Regions from separate parts of the Homo sapiens genome. Here all the other regions are linked to region 3. A link is an interaction called in ENCODE POLR2A ChIA-PET data of the cell type or tissue named here. Cell type or tissue: OCI-LY7. All regions are shown on one strand.

The links. ChIA-PET counts read pairs that join two places held together with the same protein. Peaks named below come from ENCODE experiments on the same cell type or tissue, not always from the same donor. Only the 100,000 strongest peaks of a DNase experiment are listed, where the experiment ranks them.
Region 1: POLR2A ChIA-PET joins it to region 3 with 6 read pairs; 2 of 35 experiments call an interaction of 5 or more read pairs at or near these places.
Region 2: POLR2A ChIA-PET joins it to region 3 with 5 read pairs; 3 of 35 experiments call an interaction of 5 or more read pairs at or near these places.

The regions. Positions count from the first base shown.
Region 1 is chr7:24,965,051-24,967,550 of GRCh38, forward strand. The region is part of intron 1 of OSBPL3 (oxysterol binding protein like 3); the gene reads right to left. Among named protein-coding and RNA genes, the nearest start is that of OSBPL3, 14 kb to the right of the region's middle. RefSeq lists an enhancer at 1,127-1,286. In OCI-LY7, no CTCF peak of the experiment used is centred here; a DNase peak (open chromatin) is centred at 1,061; H3K4me3 peaks cover 1,897 bases; H3K27ac peaks cover 2,500 bases.
Region 2 is chr7:23,217,903-23,220,402 of GRCh38, forward strand. The region is part of intron 1 of LOC101927890 (a long non-coding RNA gene); the gene reads left to right. Among named protein-coding and RNA genes, the nearest start is that of GPNMB, 28 kb to the right of the region's middle. In OCI-LY7, no CTCF peak of the experiment used is centred here; no DNase peak of the experiment used is centred here.
Region 3 is chr7:23,367,482-23,369,981 of GRCh38, forward strand. All of the region lies in intron 3 of IGF2BP3 (insulin like growth factor 2 mRNA binding protein 3), which reads right to left. Among named protein-coding and RNA genes, the nearest start is that of SNORD65C, 28 kb to the right of the region's middle. In OCI-LY7, a CTCF peak has its summit at 2,114; DNase peaks (open chromatin) are centred at 730, 1,070 and 1,870; H3K4me3 peaks cover 2,324 bases; H3K27ac peaks cover 2,500 bases.

The DNA.
Region 1 (2,500 bases), 1.6 Mb after region 3:
GAGTTCAGAAGTAGTTAGGGAAGTTATGGAAACCATTCATTCATTTATTCAACAATAAGTATGTGCTCTGTATTATGTCTTCAAAAAATATTTACTGTTAATGCATGAGCGAAAGGATTCTACATCTCCCTAATTTTGTTTTGTCTCAAAATCATTTGAATAAAATGTAGTATTTTCCAAGGAAAAAAGACAATGTAGAAGGAGCAATAAATCTACAGTAAGAAAATCTAGATATAAGTATGAGCTCAACTATTTTTGCCCCTAGGGTAAGTCAGTCATCTGTCTTCAATCTTATTTTCCTTAGTCGTCCAACAAGGTTAATAAATCCCCTGCCTACCTCACAGGGTTATTTTGTTGTGAGAAGAAACATATATTAAAGTGATTTACAAATGTGGAAGTGTTATATAAAATAAGGGGGTTATGACAATCTAATGATAACCAGAATTCTCTGGTTCTTCTCGGAATCAGAATGGACTCCAGGCTGGTTAAGACTTGGTCTTCTGCCTGCTGAACCAATGCTTGGATTTGCTAAGGGGTCCATGAACCAGAGTCAGTATCTCCTAATAACTTATTAGAATTGTAGAATCTCAGGTCCCATTAAATCAGAAACCCACTAAATCAGAAACTGTGGGGGTGGGGCCCAGCAATCTGTTTTATTAAATAATTAATTTGTTTGTTTTTGTGGAGACTGAGTCTCAGTATTCTAACCAGGCTGGTTTTGAACTCCTAACCTCAAGCAATCCTCCCACCTCAGCCTCCCAAAGTGTTGGGATTACAGGCATTAGCCACTGCGACGGACTCAACTCAAGTGTTTTACCAGTCCCTCCAGGACACTCTGACACTGCTGAGGTTTAGAACCACTTCCCTCAAGGGTGTGTCCCATTCATGTGGCCCCACCCCTCCAGCTGGCTCCCTGTCCAGCCAGAATGTTGTCTTGCCCTTGTTTCCTCCAAACCCCCTTCACATCCATTGACACCTGGCTAAGTCTCACACAAGTCATCTGAGAGAGAGGAGAAACAGTACTGTTAAAAGGATGTGGGAGGTCCATGACTTGCTAAACCTCAGCCTGAGTTAACTAGCTACAGCAAGACCCACAGATCTCGCTTCCTACAACATGGGTATTTTCCCCAGACTGGGAAGTTCTTAGCCGCGAAGAGAAATCCAGCACCTGCGGAGACCACACACTGCACATTTTACAAAAGAAACCAAACTCCCACATCCTGTCCTTCTGACCCCTAGCATCTGTCAGACAAAGGTGTCTTATCTGTGGGTCAGAAAAGGCAGTCATCTAATATAAAGATCTATCTACACCTAGCTACACACACCCAGGAAAATAAGACCTCTGGATGCCACAAACAAGTGGGGCTTCCAGGCCCTTAATCAAGGAACAAATGATGCAGAACTCAAAGTAACAAACAAGCTGGAATGTTATTTTGCCCCACGCGATCAAAGACTAGAAAAACAGGAATTACAAGTCAGAAGTATGATGCATTGGCAGGTGTGCATGAAGAAGGCCAGGCAGTCCTTTTTCTGAGCCATGTTTAGGCCAAAGTCTTTCCTTTTTGACACCCTATTATTGGTATCATTCCTTAATGACACACACACAAAACAAAATTAAAGAAGACACTGGCCCAGAGAAAGACTGAGCTGAAAACCTAATTAGGGTGGAGTTTTACACTATGTTTGTGTATATGTATGTTTATAAGGTAAAAGAACTGCTAGTACAAACACAACGCCTCTCTAAAGAGGCTGGGCTTGTTGTGCCTCATGAGGCTGATCATTATTTCCCAGGCAAAATTCATATATAAATCACATACATACAAATTTATGTCAACAAATAATCATTTTTTTATTTACCGCCACTTTGCTTATTCCCCATTCACAGTCTTCTGGAAAATATATGAAAAACATCCCCTAAGTGACTAATACATAAGATAAGCAATACACTGCCACACAGGCAAATTCAGCTTAAGAGACTGAATTTGCATGAGCCATCACAATGCCTGTTTGCAGACACTCTAAATCTGTATTCACAGGTCATCTACATTATCTCAAATTTTTATGGTAATTTTTCCTGTTTCCTATCATCCCTCCTTCCCACAGTGTACACACAGAAATCTTCCAATCATACAACATTTAATTTTTGTATTTGACTACCAGTTGAACTGATTAACACATATTCCCTTGCTCAAAACATTCTGTGGCTCTCCAATGGCCAGAGGATGAAGTAGCCATGCACCACCCTTGGGTTCCCATGAATTCTTACCCTACAGCTGCAAGGGATAACACTGTTTTCACCTTTGCTCATCACTCCCCTCTACCTGAAATGTCCTTCTCTCCCATTTCTCTACCTTTTGAAATTGTACCAGGACACTTCAAGGTCCTGCTCTATTAACACCCTTCCCATGAGATCTCTCCTGGTTTATTCTTTGACATTACCCTCCCCAACTCAACGGTTATCATGGAAAAAGTACCCACCCCAGAGAATGATTGTGAGAAT
Region 2 (2,500 bases), 150 kb before region 3:
TGGTGAGGACACAGCCTGAAGAGAAGGTCAAGCCAACCTGCATTCTGCTGAGCCCCAGACTGCAAACAGGTTCCTAAAGACTATGTCTCTCAAATCCCAAACTCGGGTGTGGGAGAAATACTACTTTATTTCTCATAACAAGTTAATTTTTGGCTCCACACCTCACATTACAAGGCTGACAGAAAAGTAAATGAGTAAACAAACCCCCACCACCAATCACATCCTAAAGCCCAGTACCCCCTGCAGTTTTTGCATAGGAAGCTTTATTATTTGAGTTATTCAGGGTGCTTCCCCATAACAATCTCCTGCAAGAAATATTGGGGAGAACAGGGACAGTGGCATGTAGCCCCACTTGGTCTAACAGAGTGTTTTAATGAGAGCTGGAGGAGGAAGGTCAGTCTCTGGGTGACAGGCAGCCACTGGTGGGAGGATCCTGCCCCATTAGATGCTTCTCTGCCACCTCAGACCCGGGTGGGCCCAGCTCCACCTCCCAGGCTAGATGTAGCCAGGCCCCAAAGCTCAGGACGTTTACAGGAGGTCTAGAGCAGGAACCACCAAAGAATCAGAACTGTTCGTTCATTCAATGCATGTTTATTGAATGCCAGCTAGGTCAGGCACTGCTCTTGGGGCTAGGGAGACAGTCAAGAATAAAACAGACCCAAATCCCTGCTCTTGTGGAGCTCATATACTATTTATGGAAGACAGTCTGTTTTTAAATGAGTCAACCATCTTGTATCTAGGAAAATAATAAGTGCTATGTTAAAAAATAAACATGAAAGGAAATAGGTTATACTAGGTGTGGCTATTGCTATTACCAATAAGGGTGTCAATGACGATCTCACTGAAAAGGGGCATTTGGGCAGAATACGAAGAAGTCAGGAAGCGAGCCAGGCAAATTCCTGGGGGAATGGTGGCTAGTGCACAGGCCCTGAGGTCAGAGAGCCTGGTGGGCTTGAAGCATAGCAGGAGACTGTGGGGACCTTGAGCAGAGTGGGGTTGGTGCTAGGGGGTGAAGTCAGGGAGGGAGCAGTGGCTGCAGCAGCACTTGTGGAAGGATTAAGTGGCGTATTAGAGATAGAGAGGAATGAAAATTGGAGTTTAATTTTGGACACTTGATATTTGAGATGTTATTATATATCCACATAAGTTAAGGTTAGGTTACCCATATGGAAAAAATGGACATCGATCAGAAGTTAACTCTAATTGAATCATAGACCTGCATGGAACTAAATACAGAAGCTAAAATTACTATTAAAATTCTTGGAAGAAGACAGATGAAAGTCTTTGTGACTTGGTGGAAGGCAAGGATTTCCTATATAGAACAAATAAAAGCATGGAATTTTCCTACTAACTTGATAAATTGGACTTTATTAACATTTAAAACTCTTGCTCATTGAAAGATACCATTACGAAAACAGAGACGGGCCAGATGCGGCGGCTAACGCCTGTAATCTTTACACTTTGGGAGGCTGAGGTGGGTGGATCGCCTGAGGTCGGGAGTTCAAGACCAGCCTGGCCAACATAGTGAAACTAAAAATACAAAATTAGTTGGGCATGGTGGCGCACGCCTGTAATCCCAGCTACTCGGGAGACTGAGGTGGGAGAATTGCTTGAACCCAGGAGACAGAGGTTGCAGTGAGCCGAGATCTTACCACTGCACTCCAGCCTGGGTGACAGAGCGAGACTCCATCTCAAAACAAAAAACAAAAACAAAAAAAAAACAAGAAAACAGACAAACCAGAAAATGGGAGAAAATATTCACAGCATAGAAAACTGTTACATTTTCATAATAAGACAAGTAACCCATTGTTTTTAAATGGGCCATCTATTTGAACAGACACTCACACAAGGATGTATAAAAATGGCCAATAAACACATGAAAAAATGCCAATATTATTTGTCATCAGGTATCTGTACTTAAAACCACAATGTGATACCATTACCCATTGATAAAAATCGCTAAAATTTTAAAATTTAGCAGTACCAAGTGTTGATGAGGACGTGGAATAACTAGACATCTAACCATTGCTTGTGGAAATGGTACAGCTGCTTTGTAAAAGTTTGGTGTTTTTGTAAAAAGTTAACCATGCACCTACCTCCAGTAAGACCCAGCCATTCCACTAGGTATTTTTCCAAGAGAAATGAAAATATATGTTCACACAAAGACTTGTACACAAATGTTTATAGCAGATTTATTTGTAATAGCCAAAATCAGGGCGAGGGTGTGGACCCATCAACAGGTGAATAGATTAATAATTAGATATACCCACACAATGCAATACTATTCAGCAATATGAAAGAGCAAACTTCTAATACAAACAACAACATGAATCAATCTCAAAATGATGCTGAGTGGAAGAAGCCAGGCACACAAGCATACATATGGCACGACTTCATTTGTGTAAATGAAAACCAATCTACAGTGACAAAAAGATCATTTTGAGACCCTGTGCAAAGTGACACAAAGAATCTTTTGGAGGTAATAGAGATGTTTTCTATT
Region 3 (2,500 bases):
CACTCTATATTTCCAACACTTTCACAAGTTCCCATACCTAAATAAAATCTTAAACCAGAAAGGAAACATTTCTCTATGCTTAGGTAAGTTTAAATTCCAACGACAGGGGAGGGAGGAAGGGGTATAAATGCAAAGTAAAGCCTCATAGAAAATGTCTTTCTAGAATTCCCCCGTTATGTATTTAGGACGTGAAACCCTCAAATGTTCAGCCTTTTTAAAAAAAAAAAGTTCATCCACGGCTGGGCGCGGTGGCTCACGCCTGTAATCCCAGCACTTTGGGTGGCCGAGGTGGGTGGATCACTTGAGGTCAGGAGTTTGAGACCAGCCGGGCCAACATGGTGAAACCCCATCTCTACTAAATATACAAAAATTAGCTGGACATGGTGGCACGCACCTGTAGTCCCAGCTACTCGGGAGGCTGAGGCAGAAGAATCCTTGAACCCGGGAGGCAGAGGTTGCAGTGAGCTGAGATTGCACCACTGCACTCCAGCCTGGGCAACAGATAGAGACTCCATCTATTTAAAAACAAAAAAAAACAAAAAAACAAAGTTCATTCAAATGTATAAACAGTACAGAAAGAATCACATGAAAAATGCAAAGATTATCACTTCCTGAATGTAATGGTACAAAATTAAGATCACTCATAATAGTCTGAAGTAGAAACAACCCGAATGAATGCTTACTGACTGATGAATGGAAACAAAATGTGGTATATTTGTACAATGGAATATTATTCAACCATAAAAGGGAGGTACTTATACATGCTGCAACAGACAGACCTTGAAAGTATTATGGTTACCTTGTTAGTATAGCGAAGACAGAAAGAGAGAAAGAGAGAGAGAAAGAAAAGAAAGAAAGAAAAAAAGAAAGAAAGAAAGAAAGAAAGAAAGAAAGAAAGAAAGAAAAGAAGGCATTATGCTAAATGAAAACAGTCACAAAAAACTACTTATTATATGATTTTTGTTTGTATGAAATGTCCAGAATAGGGAACTCTACGATAGACAGAAAGTAGATTAGTGGTTTCTATGGGCTGAGGAAAGTGAAAGTGGAGGGTGACAGTTAAATGTTTCTTTTTGAGGTGATGAAGGTGTCCTAAAAATGTGGTGATGGTTGCACGTATCTATTAACATACTAGGCCGGGCGCGGTGGCTCACACCTGTAATCCCAGCACTTTGGAAGGCCAAAGCGGGCGGATCACCTGAGGTCAGGAGTTTGAGACCAGCCTGACCAACATGGAGAAACCTCGCACCTACTAAAAATACAAAATTAGCCGGGCGTGGTCGCGCTTGCCTGTAATCCCAGCTACTCGGGACGCTGAGGCAGGAGAATCACTTGAACCCAGGAGGCAGAGGTTGTGGTGAGCTGAGATGGCGCCATTGCACTCCAGCCTGGGCCACGAGAGCAAAACTTTGTCTCAAAAAAAAAAGAAAAAAAAACTTAAAAAAAAATAATTGTACACTTTAAATGGTGAATTGCATAGTATGTGAATTATATCTCAATAAAGCTGTTAAAAAAATACTAAAAGCAACTTTACCAGGTAATGGCCTAGTTTTGCCTTTTAAACTCTGAAGTATTATTGATCACTTCTTGGCCTTTTGGCCAAGCATCATCCACAGAACCGGCCTAGTCTGGTTCAGCTTTGTGTGACAAAATGGTGATTTGTTCTTCAGTTGCCATGGATCCCCAGGTTGCAAGTTCTGTAACCTGAGCCTGTCCAGATGAACCACGCATGCAACCACAAGCAGAACCTAAGTGCCTGGACCGAGACAGGACCAAATTAAGAAGTGGACACCACATGACATGATCCATGATCCAATCAGATTGAGCCCTGGTGTCACCTCCTGGTATGATCCAGTCAGATCACACCTCCTGGCATCACATCATTGTAAGATTCAATCAGATCATACCTCATTACCCTCTGTCTATAAAATATGTCCCAGCCCCCAGCTGGGGGAGACAGATTTGAACCTGACTGTCTCCTTGCTTGACAGTCTTACCACGAACTTTTCTCTTTACAAAAGAACCTATGCTTTGGTGTTTGCTTTCCATTGCACATGGACAAACAGAACCAGTTTGGTTCAGTAACAGTATCATTGAAATACAGAATAAACTGCAAGAAATTTGATTCACTTTGACATTATGTATACACTCACTAAACTATCACCATCATGACAAGTTTCTTCATGCTTCTCTTCAATCTAGTAGCCTAGTTTATTGACACATATAGAGATCACTGCAATAAAGACAGTTTAAAAAACTGTCTTTGACCTGCAACGTGATCAGATTTTCTCAGCCACATACCAGATATATCCCCACCTCCCTCACAAAACTGGCTGTATTTTAGTTGATACCACTATGGGCGTGAGGTAGATAATTTATGTTCTGCAGATAAGCCTTCTGCTGACTGCTTATTCTGCATACCCACTGCTCAAGTCCCATCACTCCTGGGCTATCTGAACCAAGTCTGATTAGCATGCTTGCCTGTAGCCTAACACTCCAT